2 separate regions of the Homo sapiens genome follow, and region 1 is linked to region 2. Evidence: read pairs that join two places in POLR2A ChIA-PET (ENCODE). Cell type or tissue: CD4-positive, alpha-beta T cell. All regions are shown on one strand.

Region 1 (8,000 bases), 52 kb before region 2:
ATATCACATGTTTCTAATTCTGACAGGACAGAAACAAGCAAGGTGGAAATCTTGGGCTCGAGAGATGGGGAGTAGAGGAGCTAAGAGCCCAGCGTTCTTGAACCTGCCTCTCCCATCCGATGGCAGTCACCTGGGCTCCTAGCATGGGGCATTGCCACTCACTTGCTGACACCCTTGTCCACTGATGCGACCTCCATCCTGGCACCAGTCTCACCATGTCATCTCTGCTGCTGAGCCTTCCTCTTGAAGACTTCAGCAATTCCTCAGCCCTCTGGTTTCCCTCTCTCCCCAATCTTTAAATGTCTGATTCCACAGGACTCTGTCTTTTTTTTTTGTTTCTGAGACAGAGTCTGGCTCTGTTGCCAGGCTGGAGTGCAGTGGCGTGATCTCGGCTCACTGCAACCTCCAACTCCCGGGTTTAAGCAATTCTCCTGCCTCAGCCTCCTGAGGAGCTGGGACTACAGGCGCCTGCCACCACATCTGGCTAATTTTTGTGTTTTTAGTAGAGATGGGGTTTCACCATGTTGGCCAGGATGGTATCAATCTCTTGATTTCGTGATCCACCCGCCTCAGCCTCCCAAAGTGCTGGGATTACAGGCGTGAGCCACTGCGCCCGGCCAGGGCTCTGTCTTCTGTTCTCACTCTGCCTTTTCTTTTCTTTTCTTTTTTTTTTTTTTGAGATGGAATCTCACTCTGTCGCCCAGGCTGGAGTGCAGTGGTGCAATCTTGGATCACTGCAAACTCTGCCTTCCGGGTTCAAGCGATTCTCCTGCCTCAGTCTCCCAAGTAGTTGGGATTACAGGTGCTCACCACCACGCCTGGCTAATTTTTGTTTTTAGTATAGATGGGGTTTCACCATGTTGGCCAGGCTGGTCTCGAACTCTGGACCTCAGGTGATCCACCTGCCTCAGCCTCCCAAAGTGCTGGGATTATAGGCATGAATCACTGCCCCCAGCCTCACTCTATCTTTTCTAGATCATCTCATCTCCTCCCAAAGTTCTGAACACTCTGCATTGCATGATTTCCAGTATTTTTTCTTATCCCTTGGAAATTCTATAATCATTGAAAGAGCTCTTTCATCCTTAAACAGGTTTTTTTTTTTTAAATCATGTGTTGCTCTTATGAATATAAGCAAAATTCATTGGTTTTCCTAAAACTTCTCCACATTAGCATTGCGAATTACTTTCCATTTGGAGTCACTAATGTCTGTGCTTTTCAAATAAGATTGGTCCCTCTACGTTCAATAGCATTAGTCTTCTAGCATTTCTTAAATGAACCCATAAAAGAACTAAAAGCTGTTGGCACTGGGCTCTTAAGCTGCCCTCGAAATTATAAAGGGCTAGCCCGCTTTTTTTTTTTTTTTTTTTTTTTTTTGAGACAGAGTCTCACTCTGTCGCTCGGGCTGGAGTGCAGTGGCGCAATCTTGGCTCACTGCAACCTCCGCCTCCCAGGCTCAAGGATTCTCTTGCCTCAGCTTTCCGAGTAGCTGGGAATATAGGCGCCTGCCACCACGCTTAGCTAATTTTTGTATTTTTAGTAGACAGGGGGTTTCACCATGTTAGCCAGGCTGGTCTCGAACTCCCGACCTCAGGTAATCCACCCGCCTCAGTCTCCCCAAGTGCTGCAATTACAGGCATTAGCCACCGCACCCAGCCCCGCTCTTTTTAAAAAAGTAACCTTTTTAACACAGGCAAAAAAGCATAGTTCATAAGTGTACAGCTTGATGAATTACCCAAAATCAACACAGACCTAAGAGAACCATAGCATCCCAGAAGCTACTCTCCTGCCCCTTTCCAAAATTAACCCCTTCAAGGGAATCACTGTCCTGACCTCTCATCATAGATTGGTTTCTGCCTGTTTTTGAACTTTATATAATGGAATCATACAGGAGTACCCTTTTGTCACATGAAAACTGTCTGATAGGCCAGACTCACGCCTGTAATCCCAGCATGTTGGGTGGTCAAGGAGGCTGGATCACTTGAGGTCAGGAGTTCGAGACCAGCCTGGACAACATGGCGAAACCCCATCTCTATTAAAAATAGCCGGGGCCATGCCTGTAATCCCAGCTACTCAGGAGACTGAGGCAGGAGAATCACTTGAACTCGGGAGGCAGAGGTTGCAGTGAGCCGAGATTGCGCCACTGCACTCCAGCCTCCATCACAAAAAACAAACAAACAAACACAAAAAAGTGTCTGATAGAGATGCCCTGTCCAAAGATGAAAGGGAGGCCTGGGGACTGTATCGGAAGGAGTGTGAGACACAGGACAAATGCTCATTACTGCATCCTCATGCATCACAGAAGGATTTGGACTCTCCCATCCTGGGAGTCTCTGATTCCAGGTTCAGTTGGCTAAAGGTGTTTATCAAATTACCCTGTTTAATAACATGGGGCACATTTTAAAAAGAAGCACTTACATCCATCATATAGGCAAAAAGTAAAAAGATGGATAACACCTAATGCTGGGGAGGGTGTGGGACAAGGACATTTCCATTTACTGTACTATTATGAAAGCATCTGATAGAGGCTGGGAGCAGTGGCTCATACCTGTAATCCCAGCACTTTGGGAAGCCAAGGCGGGTGGATCACCTGAGGTCACGAGTTTTAGACCAGCCTGGCCGACATGGTGAAATCCCATCTCTACTAAAAATACAAAAAGTTAGCCAGGCATGGTGGCACACACCTGTAGTCCCAGCTACTTGGGAGGCTGAGGCGGGAGAATCGCTTGAGCCCAGGAGGTTGCAGTGAGCTGAGATCATGCCACTGCACTCCAGCCTGGGCGACAGAGCAAGACTCCATCTCAAAAACAAACACACAAACTCAAACAAAAATTTATATCTGCATACTTTCTGACCAGCTCACCTACTTACTAGAAATCTATGTACTATGCCTCAGTTTCCTCATTTCTAAAATGGGGATAACAGTGCCTACCCCAGTGAGCTGCTGTGAAGATTAAAGGAGGACACACCGCACCCACCCACACCCACAGGCACCAGAGCACCTGGTATTTAGGTGTTAACTCTTACCTTTGTTTGGTACATAGGGAAGATTTACCTGATGTTTTCCCAAAAGACCTGCAAGACACTAATTTATTCCTACCAAGTAAAACATGGCTCAGGAAAACGAAACTGGATCAGTGTCTCTCTAAAACAGCCCAAGAAGCAGGCCAAGGAGATGGACAAGGAAGATAAATCTTTGGCCCTGGTCACAGGCCGAATTAAGAAATCCGGCAAGGTGGGGCGCAGTGGCATAGGCCTGTAATCCTAGGACTTGGGGAGGCTGAGGCAGTCGGATTGCTTGAGTCTCGGAGTTCAAGACCAGCCTAGGCAACACAGTGAAACCCTGTCTTTATATATATATGTATGTGTGTGTGTGTGTGTGTGTGTATATGTGTGTATGTATATATACATAATACGTATATATGTATACGTATGTATATATATACATATATACACATACCTATATACACATATATACATATATACACATATATACATATATATACATATATACGTATATATATACACACACATAAAATATATATTATATATAATATATAACTATATATAGGCCAGGTGCGGTGGCTGATGCCTGTAATGCCAGCACTTTGGGAGGCCGAGGCGGGCAGATCACTTGAGGTCAGGAGTTCAAAACCAGCCTAGCCAAATGGTGAAACCCCGTCTCTACTAAAAATACAAAAAATTAGCGGGGCGTGGTTGGTGGTGCATGCTGAGGCAGGAGAATCGCTTGAACCTGGGAGGCGGAGCTTGCAGTGAGCCGGGATCACACCACTGCACTCCATCCAGTCTGGGCGACAGAGCGAGACTCCGTCTCAAAACAAAACCAACAACAACAACAACAACAAAAAGCTAAAATCTTACAAAAAGCGACCTGTTCCACTGTCCCTTGGGCCTGCGGTGATGGTGGGCCTGACTCCATTCGTCTTTAAACATCTCTATTCCCGGCCACATCTTTGGCCACCTATGCTCGAATAAAGTGTTGTCTTGGAGCCTGTTGTAAATTTAAGAATAAACTTTTGTTAAAAAAAAAAATACAGTGGCTCATCATCTCTTGAGTTGTTTTCACTCAGCCACTCCTACCTTAGCTGTGAACTTAAAGTAAAACAAGCCCCCAGAATCTTGCCAGAGTCAGCCCTTTGATCTTTGTTCTCCCCTGAACTCTATTACCTGGAATTAAAACAACGCATTTGAAAAAAAGAAAAACAAGCAAGTTTCTGAGCTCACCCTATACCCGCTGAACAGAATGACTGCGGTGGCGCCCCAGAACCTCTCACAGGCCTCTCAGCTGCTGCTAATGCCCGCCGAAGCCCCGACGCCCGGATAAGGCCAGGGCTGCCGGACCCGCTGCGGGCACTGGAGGACCCGGGGCTAGAGGGCGCCGCTCTCGCCCGGCTCGCGCCTCGGCTCCCGGAAAAGCAGCTCTGTCCGCCGTTCGGCTGCGCTCACCTCCTTTCCGCTTCCGGTGTCCCCTACAGTCATGGCTGCCGCCGTCGCTGCTGCCGGTGCAGGGGAACCCCAGTCCCCGGACGAATTGCTCCCGAAAGGCGACGCGGAGAAGCCTGAGGAGGAGCTGGAGGAGGACGACGATGAGGAGGTACTAGGGCCTCGCGGGGTGCAGAGCGGGAAGCGGGCCCGCTCGTGGGTGTGGGATCCGCGTGGTACGGGATCGGAGCGAAGCGGCTGCTTTGGGAGGCGGGGTTAGGGGCCCTGCTGGGCCCTGGGTGCCCTAGCTCCAGTGGGGCTCGGCGGCTCCCAGTGCCGCAGCGGGGCCAGGAATGGATGTCGCTTTTTCGGCTAAGACCCGCGTCTACTCCACCACAGCTAGATGAGACCCTGTCGGAGAGACTATGGGGCCTGACGGAGATGTTTCCGGAGAGGGTCCGGTCCGCGGCCGGAGCCACTTTTGATCTTTCCCTCTTTGTGGCTCAGAAAATGTACAGGTAAGGAACGAGGGCAAAGGCACTGGGTACGTGCATGGGATGGTCGTGGTGCTGTGAAAGAACACGGGGTTTGGAAGCAGCAGACCCGTGTTGGGTGACCTTGGGCTTGTACCCTATCCTTTCTTAGTTTCCTCTTCTGTAAAATGGGGATTCTTACCTGGCAGGGGAGTTGTGGGGGTTATTTCAGATTGTTGGAGATAATTAATGAATAAGGAGCTTTGTAAGAACTCAGGAGAATGTTAAACCGCCATCACTAGATGATACAGCTACCATAGCTGCTCCTCCTGTCTCTGGTAGGAGTATGGTGTAAGGAGCGGGTAGAATACGTTTATCAAAAACATTGGAGTATGTAATGTGAGAGGTTTGGTTACTGGGTAGTTCTTGCCTGTTTTGTTTGCATGTCTTCATGCTCACCCTCTGGGGATTTTCCTCTGCAGGTTTTCCAGGGCAGCCTTGTGGATTGGGACCACTTCCTTTATGATCCTGGTTCTTCCCGTTGTCTTTGAGACGGAGAAGTTGCAAATGGAGCAACAGCAGCAACTGCAGCAGCGGCAGGTGAGCCCAGACCTTGGGCTTTTTGCCAGTGGTGGAGACGCAAGTTATTTCACTAACACATTGGTCCCCAACCTTTTTGGCACCAGGGACTGGTTTCATGGAACACAGTTTTTACATGGATGGTGGGTTGGGGGTGGCCGGGGGTCGGGGGGGGGGTTCTGGATGATTCAAGTGCATTACATTTATTGTGCACTGAATTTCTATTATTACATTGTAATATATAATGAAATAATTCTATAACGTAGAATGAGTGGGAGCCCTGAGCTTGTTTTCCTGCAACTAGACAGTCCTGTCTGGGGGTGATGGGAGACAGTGACAGATCATCAGGCATTAGATTTTCATAAGGAGCTTGCAACCTAGATCCCTCGCATGCACTGTTCACAAGGGTTTGTGTTCCTATGAGAATCTAACACTGCTGCTGATCTGACAGGAGGTGGAGCTCAGGCAGTAATGTGAGCGATGGTGAACAGCAGTAAACACAGATGAAGCTTCTCTCACTTGCCTGCTGCTGATCTACTGCTGTGTGGCTCAGCTCCTAACAGGCCATGGGCCAGTGCCAGTCCACAGCCCAGGGGTTGAGGGCTCCTGTTGTAGCACCTGAGTTGACCAACAGTTAATGTGTGGGTGGGGATTGGGATCGGGCCCATGCTCTTTTAGTTGTCTGACTGTGCTTTCAGTATTATTTTTGTAGACGTTGGCCCCATCAGGTATGGTGAGAATAAGCTCTCTAGGCCTGTATGATGCCTTACACCCCTCCTTTTCTTTTCCAGATACTTCTAGGACCTAACACAGGGCTCTCAGGAGGAATGCCAGGGGCTCTACCCTCACTTCCTGGAAAGATCTAGATTGTTATTGCTGTTTGAGCTGTCTCAGTGGGATAAGTTTGAAATTCAAGTGTTTGAACTGCTGATAATTTGGATTTTTTTTTTTTTTTAACTTTGGCACATTGATCTATCTAAACCTGGTGGGGAGAATTATCCCCACATTGTCTCATGGAAAGACTCAACTTGCAACTGTGCCCTCCACACTATCCTTACTTCTGTCTCCACTCTGATACCAGAGTGCAGCCATGCAGATGGTTATTCCAGCTCTGGTCACCCGACTCCTTTCACCAAATTGCTCCTAACTGGAAGATCTCACTTTCCCCTTGTGGGGTAGGAACCGATGCCAGTGGGAGGGATGTGCCCCTGACCATTAACGACTGTTTTTTTTTTTTTTTTTTAAAGAATGGAGTTGTTGGGGCAGGACATGCACACAATGTGAAACAGACAAAATGCATTACACCTGTAGTGTAAAGTGGCCACTATGAATCCCTATGTATGAGAGGAGGGAGGCAGGCTGCAGCTTCAGCCACAGAATGGGGACTATGGAAGACAGCAGGAGCTCATTTCCTCTGCACATTTTGGCTGTTAGACCTGTGTGTGTGTTTAAAAAAAGAGAAGTCAGTGCTCACTTTTTGTATTTAAATATTAAAAATGATTCCAACTGAAAGTGTCATCCTAAGTACCTTGAAATGAGACCACGTCAGAGACATGTACTGCCCCTCACATTTTCTCACCTAAACCAGCAGCACCTCCATCTTAACAGCCATAGGCCCAAATTGTTTCCAAGTGAAAATTCATTTTTAGCCAAGTACTTCATAGCAATCTTTGCCCTGAATTTAGGCAGTCACTTTGAGATCCATCAGCCTAAAACAAAGGATTGGGTCTATGTACTTCTTTAGTCTATAATGACACTGTGTAATTATAAAGTATTTGTAGGGAATAACATAGTACTGATTTCTGGGGAATAGGGGAGGGGGACAGAATTTTTTTTTTTTTTTTTTTGCCTGAGATCAGGTCTCACTGGAGTACAGTGGTGTCGTTTGGGTTCACTGCAACCTCTTACCTCCCCTCCAACTTGGCCTCCTGGGTAGCTAAGACTACAGGTACACGCCACCGTGCCCAGCTAGTTTCTTTTATTTTTGGTAGAGTCAGGGTTTCGCCTTGTTGCCCCAGATAGTCTTGAACTCCTGAGTTCTAGCCATCCACCCGCCTCTGGCCCCTCAAAGTGCTGGGATTATAGGCGTCACCCACCACGCCCAGCCAGAGTAAGCCTTTTGTGTGTTTATCAGATCAACCAACACTACAATCTAGGTGGTACTGTTCCCATTTTACAGAAGAGGAAACAGCCACAGAAAGGTAATTGCTCAAGGCTGCAGAGTTAAGTGCTAGACCTGGATTCAAATCCAGGCAGTCCAGCTACAGAACACTGCTGCTGTGCGCTCGGGATGGTGGGGCTGGGCCCAGGCCCGCTGGGTATACATGATCTTTCACTTGTTAACTAGGGAAAAACACTAGTCACCAGTGTGGTACAAACTTGTACTTAGGTGGATTCTTCAAATTGTCAAGATTAGTTTTTATAAATTAAAATAGACTGAAAAATGTCTTAGAGACATCTTTTGAACCAAATCCCATTTCAGTGACTATTTTGTCTGGATTTCTCAGG
Region 2 (8,000 bases):
AGTCGACGAAAAAGGGCCCCCTGACGAAACGAGACGAGGGGGGCCCGTCTGGTGGGCCAGCAGTAGGAGCACCCCCACCTGGAGATGAAGCCTCCTCTGTAGGGGCAGGGCAACCAGCTGCGTCCAGCAATCTCCAGCCTCAGGTGAGCACGGGCCCCTCGCAGCTTCGGCATGGTGGTGGGGGCTGTGGCTTTTACTCTGATTCGGTGAGGGTGACATGTAGGCAAGCCTCAAACCTGGCTAGAGGGTCTCCTCCACAGCTCTGGCACTGAAGTGCTCCTAAGAATGAGGCATTTGTCTCTAGAAGCTATAAGGCAGTGCTTCCAAATCAGGGAATACAGCCCACCTGAAACCAGTTTAATTGGCCCTAACTAGCATTTGGTTTTAATGAAATAAAATAGAACAGAAAAATGTCGAAGCTTCCCTTTCATAGTAAGATTAAGTATTGCAAGTATTGCTGGTGTGAGTGTCCAAGTGATATATGTGTGCACTGCAGTCCAGCAGGTTTGAGAGACACTGCCTTAGAGGGTCCTCCTCTGTCCCCTCCCTGACGTGCACACATCCTGAAGGGGAGGTGGCTTTGGGATGTGCCAGTGCGCCTCTTACTCGGCATCTCCTGCCAGCTGTCTCCCACAGGCACTCTCTCCTGGCGTGATGAAGGCCTGGTGCCCCTTGCACCCCTCTCCCCAGCATCTTTCTCCATTGTCCCCTCATTGGAAAAGGAGGCTATGCCTGGATCTGTCTGTCCATTCTGTTATCTGTCTCCCATGGGTCTTTCCTCTGGTTCGTTCGCTTCCTTTCTCTCTCTCCTGCTCTGCTTTGTGCTTCTCTGAACGGCCGCTTCTCACACCCTCATCATGTGTGTCCTACCCACCCTGTAAGGAAGGCAGGGCAGGCACTGGCTCCATTTTAGAGACAGAGGGGAGGTGCTGCATGCAGAGTGACCCAGTAAATTCCTGGTCAGGCTAGGGTGAGGACCACGCAGCCTGCTCACGCATCTTCCGTCCCTGTCTCCCCGCTGCTCAGCACCTCTGCTCTCTGGCCCTGCTCCTGATGGGCCAGTGCTTCTCAAGCTCCTTCTCTCTCTTTCAGCCTAAGCCCAGCAGTGGAGGCCGGCGACGAGGGGGCCAGCGCCACAAGGTGAAGTCCCAGGGGGCCTGTGTGACTCCTGCCAGCGGCTGCTGAACCTTCCCCTGGCCCACCCTCACCACCCAAGGGGTCATCATCTCTGGCCACCACTCCACCAGATGGGCAGAGCAGCTATGACCGCCACCCAGCCCTCCCGCTCAGGCCACAGCCGGAGCCTCCGCATTGCCCCCACCCCCATTTTCCAGGGGGGTTGTAATTTATAAGCTGACGAAGGTAGCCAGACTTCCGGAGGACTGACCATCTCTCACTGTCCTCCCCACCTTCTTCCTCACTCACACATTTTTTGTACATCTGGGCCCTTAGTTTTTATTCTGTTTATTATATGTCTCTGTCTCTCTCTATTGTGTGTGTGTGTGTGTGTGTGTGTGTGTGTGTGTGTGTGGTGCAGGAGTGCCACCCCCAGGGCCCTGTCAACCTCTCTTTTCTCCTCCATGGCTGTCTGCCTGCGTATCTGTCTCTGAGAATCCTCGGGGCGGTCAGGGGATGTCAGGAGGGGAAGGAGCCGCCCTCCCTATCTTGCTGCTCCTCTTGGCACTCAGGGGCACCTTCCATGGAGCCAGACCGGGTGGAGGGGCTTCTGGGATTTGGTGTCTGCTGCTGCCAGAGCAGGAACCCCCAGTCTAGGACTTGGGCATTTTAACAGGGAGAAAGTAGTGGCTTCCCTTTTCTCTCTCTCCTCCTTTTTCCCTTTAAGCCCACAGATTCAGGTCATGCCAAAAGCTCTCTGGTTGTAACCTGGAGACATGTGGAGGGGAATGGCGATGGGATTATAGGACTCTCCCCATCTCGGGCCCTGACCCTGACCCTTGCCACCAACCCAAAGACAGCTGGTGGGTTTCCCCTTGGAGACAATCCTGCGTTTGCCTGGGCCGGCCCTGGCTGCCCTCAGCTTTCGCTGATCTGCCCGGCCTGGAGCCTCCCATCACCCCGCTTCTTGTTGGGCCTCAGGCACTGGTTACCAGAAGGGGGTCTGGGTCTGCTCAGGATCATGTTTTGTAGCACCTCCTGTTGGAGGGGTGGAGGGATGTTCCCCTGAGCCAGGCTGAGACTAGAACCCCATCTTCCCTGAGCCAGGCTGAGACTAGAACCCCATCTTCCCCACCACGCCACCCCTGTGGCTGCTACAGGAGCACAGTAGTGAAGGCCTGAGCTCCAGGTTTGAAAGACCCAACTGGAGCGTGGGGCGGGCAGGCAGGGGTTAGTGAAAGGACACTTCCAGGGTTAGGACAGAGCATTTAGCCTTCTGGAAGAACCCCTGCCTGGGGTGGGACTGTGCAGGCCAGAGAAGGTGGCATGGGCCTGAACCCACCTGGACTGACTTCTGCACTGAAGCCACAGATGGAGGGTAGGCTGGTGGGTGGGGGTGGTTCGTTCTCTAGCCGGGGCAGACACCCAGCTGGCTGGGTCCTTCCTCAGCCTTGCCTCCTCCTGTCCCCAACCCTTTCCTTTCCTCCTGCTTGCGGACTGCTGGTCCCCTCTCCTTCCCTCCTTCCAGCTGTTTCTAGTTACCACCTACCCCTGGCCGTGGACTGATCAGACCAGCATTCAAAATAAAAGTTTGTTCCAAGTTGACAGTGTGGTGCTCCCTGCCCAGCCCCTCCAGGTGGAGGTGCTGCCACGGGAACGCAGTTGCTCTGCCTGCCCTGGGGCCCCTGGCGACAGCTGGGAGCAGGGCAGTGCTGTGAGGAGCCCAGCTTTCCCAGTCAGGCAGGCATGGCTTCCGTGTTCAGGCTCCCTCACCAGCTGGTGACACGGGACAAGCTTACAAACCTTCTCTGAACCTCAGTTTTCTCATTTACAAGAGGCAAAGCCATCCATCACCTTGTGTGGATTCAGAGAATGTGAGGCCCTGGGGTGTCCTACACAAGGGAAAGGCTTGCTCAGTGAGCGGTCTGCACACCGTTAGCCACCCTGCCACCTCTGTGCCCTGGGCAGGCTCCAAAGGAAAGCTCTGGCTGGGACTGCCAGGAGTCTCACACGCTCCTGTTGACATTCCCAGCAGCCGCCCCTGAGGTCGATGTTTGTTCTGTTTTTCTTTTTCTTTTTTGAGACGGAGTCTCGCTGTGTTGCCAGGCTGGAGTGCAGTGGTGTGATCTCTGCTCACTGCAACCTCCGCCTGCCAGTTTCAAGTGATTCTCTGCCTCAGCCTTCTGAGTAGCTGGGACTACAGGTGCACGCCACCACGCCCAGCTAACTTTTTGTATTTTAGTAGAGACAGGGTTTCGCCATGTCGGCCAGGGTGGTCTTGATCTCCTGACCTCATGATCCACCCGCCTCAGCCTCCCAAAGTGCTGGGATTACAGGTATGAGCCACCGCACCGGGCCTGTTCTATTTTTCTAGTTAAGGGAACTGAAGCTCAGAGAGGTGTCACCAGCAGGTGTTCATTCCCATGCCAGCCTTGCCCCCCGGCTTTTCCCAGGCAGGCTCCTGCGTGCCCACTGGCTCCAGCCTGGTCCTCTGTCTCTTGGCTGCTTCACTCCTGCTCTTTGTCCCGACTCTGGCCCTGCTTACAGGGGCCACTACCTGCTGGTGCCTCCATAACAAGCGTCTGGCGTTGAGACCCCTGGCATGGCAGGGGCTTTGGGGTCTGGTTTCCACAAGGCTTAGCCATGGCAGAACCTCGTTTTATTTTAACTCTTTGCCCCTACAAACAAACAGCAGTACTTGCCAGAACCATTCTTGGGATTCAGGAGCTCGGGCGACTGCCTTGGCCTCTGGCCGCACCCAGGAGGGTGGGGTTGGATCTGTGTAGTTGCCAGGCCCACACCTGCCAGCAGGGGGCTGACTGGATCCATGCTTTACTGTGTTTAATGGGGGTAACAGGGGTCCCTACAGCCCTCCCAGCTAAACATTTGGAACAAAACACCAGCCCTTTTGTAGTGGATGCAGAATAAAATTGTTAATCCAATCACCTCCAATGGCAAGGCCTGACCCTTCTGTGTGTGCAGCAGGTGTTTGTGGCGTCTTTCCCAGGAGTAAGGCCTGTGATGGTGGGATGGGGATGGCCAGACCCCTGACTCCACAGTCAGGACTGTTCTGGCTTATCAGCCACCCTGGCACAGAGAAGGTCACAGGGATGAATATGCCACGCACAGGGGCAGCACAGGTTTAGTTGGGTTGGGGGAAGTACCATGGAGCCGGCAGTGTGAGGGCTGTGCTGTGAGGGCCCAGTAGGATTTGAATGTACAGATGGGCAGAGGGCATGTGCCCAGCCCAGGCTCTGGACTCTTGCCACAGTGTGTGGCAACTTCCAGGGGCTTGTTTATTGGTGCTGCGTGGGGATGTCTCCTTTGTTTAGATGGCGTCAGAGGCAGAGCAGGTGTCAGTGAAGGGGAGTGAGCACAGGACCAGCTGTCTCCCAAGAGGCTGAGGAGCTGGCCCAAGGCTTTGGGGGCTGGATTTGTGCCTCACCCAGCTCCTGCCTTGTGGCTGTCTCCACAGTCCTCCCTACTGACTGGCTTTCTGCCTTTGTTTTCTCAGCCATGATGAGGAGCAGCCCTGGGCCAGGTGCCACGGTCAGTATGAGAGGCTCCAGGATCAGGCTAGAGAACCACGCGAACCAGGTCTGGGGAGCTATCTGTGGGAAAGGTCAGGGCCTGTTTTTCTCCTAAGCTGCTGGCTGTTCAAGGGACCTACCTCCTTGTCCCTTCCCAGTCACAGGTCCAAGGGGCAAATAGCGAATTCCCATGGAGGAGAATCACTGCACTCCAAGTGGACGTGGCTGGTAGGTAAGTGTAACTTTTTCTGCTGCTGTTCAGTGGTACTGAGAGACAGGAAAGCCCCACTGCTCCCGCCCCACCCTTTGTGATGGGTTATCAATGACAGCTAATAAAGCCACCTCACTGCTTCCTCATGCCAGCCCTTGACCCACAAACACTGGAGGAGACCTGCCTCAGGTCCCATCCCCCACCACAACTGGGCTTTAGCTGAAAGTTGTGGGTTTCTGAACTTCAGGAATAAGTCTTTGGGGACATTCGTTTGGCCAAGAATTCATTCCCTCATCTGCCCAAGAGCAGCTGCCCTAGGTGATAGGCAAAAGCCACATGAAAGCCACATCCCACAGCTCTTGGGCGTCATTTATTTTTTGCATAGGCATAAATTAGGATCTGGAGATAAAAAACTTAAGAACCAATAGTGCAGCATTTGTGACAGGAGAGCGCAAAACAAACCCTGGCTGCCTCGGGATGGAGCGGGGCGGCCTCACCACCACTGCATCCAGCCTCATGCTCCAGAGCGGATTTGAGGCTCAGTGCTGCAGTGAAGGCCTGCCCGCCTTCTTGCCCCTTCCCCGCAGCCAGACCACCAGACACAGCCGGAACCAGTGCCCCAGGCCCCTCTCCACGGCCAGGAACAAGAAACTGAGTATCACCCAGTGCCCCACAGAACGGGGCTAGGAATCAAGCCCTTAGCTTTTCAGTTAGAAAAACAGACCTTGAAAAATATATACATAATACAGTGGGGCCTGCTGGCTCTAAAAGTCCCCTCCTCCCCCTTCCCTATCCAGGGTAACTTCTGCCAGCCTCTTCCCCCAGCCCCCACCAACTGCCCCACAGAGAACAAACCAGAAGGGCGACTACCTGAACAAGAGCTGCAAGAGCCCAAGGGGGCAGCCTGAGCGGACGACCCCTACATCAGGGCCTGGTTAGATGTGGGGGCCGGTGCAGACAGACCTCGCACCCCGATACCCTGAACGTCCCCACAAGAGCCCAGGAGTTCCATGCTCCCCACTCTTCTTGCTATAACCCCAGATGCTAATGGCCCCAAAGACAGGTCTAGGTCTCCATACCCTGGGAGAATGTGGAAAGCAAGCTCAGGGGCACTGGCAGGCCCTAGCAGGAACAGGGAGCAGGGTGGGCCCCAACCTAGCATCAGGAGAGAGAAAAGCAACTACCGTCCCCAGCAGAGGGGAAGCCTACAGGGTTGGCCCTGGGCCCCTTAGAAGATCACAGCAGCCAGTCCCCTTTAGGGCACAAGAAGCCCCATGGCCCACTGCTACCCTCCCCGGGACAAATACACACTTTTGTCGAAGGCCCTCAGGGACCCTGTGGTTCATGCTTCCCTAGGTGGAGGGCACTAACCTTGTAGGAGAGCTGGGCAGCTCTCCATCAAGTGCTTCCTGCCTGGGGAAGTCCCATCCTGCTCTGGAGCTAAGCACCCTCCTCCCAGAGGGCCTCGCTTCCTTGCCCAGGGGCAGAGGCAGCTCACCTAGCCCAGGCCGTAGCTTGCCCCTCCCACAGCCCTGGCACCTGCTTCATCAGCTCCCAGGCACCAGCCCCTGACCCCAGCCAAGACCAGTCAGGTCCTACCTCTCCCAACTTCCCAGTCCCCCATGATATGCTACATATATACACACTCCCAGGATGGGAAGCAGACGCCACGGGCACAGAGGGAAGGAAGAAGGGAGCTGCTGGAGCCTGCTAACCGCCTCGAGCCACCTGCTGCTCAGGAGACCCTGCCCGTCCTTTTCATCTGCATGGGGCCACAGGCTCCTCTCTTGTGCTCCTAGAAGTCAGAGCGCCGAGCAAGCGTGTGGGGGAAGCGGCGGGGTGCTGTTCACCCACTCCCAGATGGCTGGCAGCAGGCACCAGTAAGCAGGGCTAGTGGGCGGGCTCCCCATGCACTCTGAAGCGGTAGATGCAGGTGTACTCGGGGTGGCCCCAGTTAGTCAGGATCCGCAGCTCCACCACCTGGTACGTGGCCATCGTAGGGGCCTGGGTAGAGAAGAAAGGGATTAAGAGCATCAGAGACCTGTGAGGCCTCACTGACAGAGAAGGTGGGAAGGGGAGACAGCCTCGCCTAGGGCCAGATGGCTCCCCTGCTCCTTCCCTGGGGCTCTGAAGAGAACCAGGCTTCAAAAGCTCCTATCTTTAGCCTCCTGAGCAGTGTTTCCAGCCAGTGGGTTAAGGGGCCACCTGTAGCACACTTCATCTGAAACCGGAATGAATTCATCCACAATCGTTTTTTTATTGTGATCAACAGATAGAACCACCTTCATAGAGGGCTTCATAGATGCTGATGTGGGGCACACTTGATTCTTTTTCTCCAGTGCCCATCGGGCCTCTGTCTAGCCACAGTGTTGGGAATGGTGTTAGCAGCATATCTTACCTGGGCAGATGCCACAGGCCTAGCACACTCCTGGCTTGTCCCTTCTCTCTGGCACATCGTTCTGTCCTCTACCCTCTTTTTTTGTTTTTGGAGACAGGGTCTTGCTCTGTCACCCAGGCTGGAGTACAATGGTGTGATCACAGTTCACTGCCTCAACCTTCTGGGCTCAAGGGATCCTCCCACCTTAGCCTCCCCAGTAGCTGGGACCACAGGTGCATGTCACCACACCCGGCTAAATTTTTTAACATTTTTTGTAGAGTCGGGATCTCGCTGTGTTCACCAGCCTGGTCTTGAACTCCTGGGCTCAAGCAATCCCCTCGCCTTGGCCTTGCAAAGTGCTGGAATTACAGACATGAGCCACCTCGTCTGGCCTCTATACTTTCCTAAAGAGAAATCCCAACCTCTCTTGCAGCCTAGTTACCTCCTCAGAGCTGATGACAACTCAGTTCTTTCTGGCTCCCCCGACAGCTCCACTGGACTGTTCCATAGGTGCCTCAGACTCAGCCAGACCTGCCCCCTGCTCCACATCAGCCCCCATCGCAGTGGCTTCTTCCTCCCACCCCATCCAACTGGACATTCACGACCCTCCCTGCTACGTCTTTGTCCTCACTCCCAACGCCCCTCTCCCCCACCTATCCTGTTCTGGCTGCTTTCCCTCAACCACTTCCTGACGGGTCTCCCAGGCCCAGGCTCGCCCCTTCGAGTCATATAGTGATGTTAGTCAAATGGACATAGCTTTGTCACC

What was found. ChIA-PET counts read pairs that join two places held together with the same protein. Peaks named below come from ENCODE experiments on the same cell type or tissue, not always from the same donor. Only the 100,000 strongest peaks of a DNase experiment are listed, where the experiment ranks them.
Region 1: POLR2A ChIA-PET joins it to region 2 with 19 read pairs; 10 of 35 experiments call an interaction of 5 or more read pairs at or near these places.

The regions. Positions count from the first base shown.
Region 1 is chr22:38,677,484-38,685,483 of GRCh38, forward strand. TOMM22 (translocase of outer mitochondrial membrane 22) reads left to right here and starts at 4,474. Exons shown (of 4, transcript NM_020243.5): 1 at 4,474-4,612; 2 at 4,840-4,958; 3 at 5,396-5,513; 4 at 6,284-7,938. The coding sequence starts at 4,496. The coding sequence ends at 6,358. It overlaps TOMM22-DT (TOMM22 divergent transcript), which reads right to left and starts at 4,373. Exons shown (of 2, transcript XR_007068097.1): 1 at 4,243-4,373. RefSeq lists enhancers at 4,262-5,461, 4,508-4,577 and silencers at 4,308-4,377, 4,768-4,817. In CD4-positive, alpha-beta T cell, a CTCF peak has its summit at 4,370; a DNase peak (open chromatin) is centred at 4,458; H3K4me3 peaks cover 1,612 bases; H3K27ac peaks cover 1,200 bases.
Region 2 is chr22:38,729,520-38,737,519 of GRCh38, forward strand. GTPBP1 (GTP binding protein 1) reads left to right here. Exons shown (of 12, transcript NM_004286.5): 11 at 1-143; 12 at 1,093-4,068. The coding sequence ends at 1,185. SUN2 (Sad1 and UNC84 domain containing 2) reads right to left here. Exons shown (of 18, transcript NM_015374.3): 18 at 5,215-6,861. The coding sequence ends at 6,748. Among named protein-coding and RNA genes, the nearest start is that of SUN2, 22 kb to the right of the region's middle. RefSeq lists an enhancer at 2,628-2,677. In CD4-positive, alpha-beta T cell, CTCF peaks have their summits at 3,968 (motif pointing right) and 4,168; DNase peaks (open chromatin) are centred at 3,902, 4,660, 4,790 and 6,332; H3K27ac peaks cover 1,685 bases.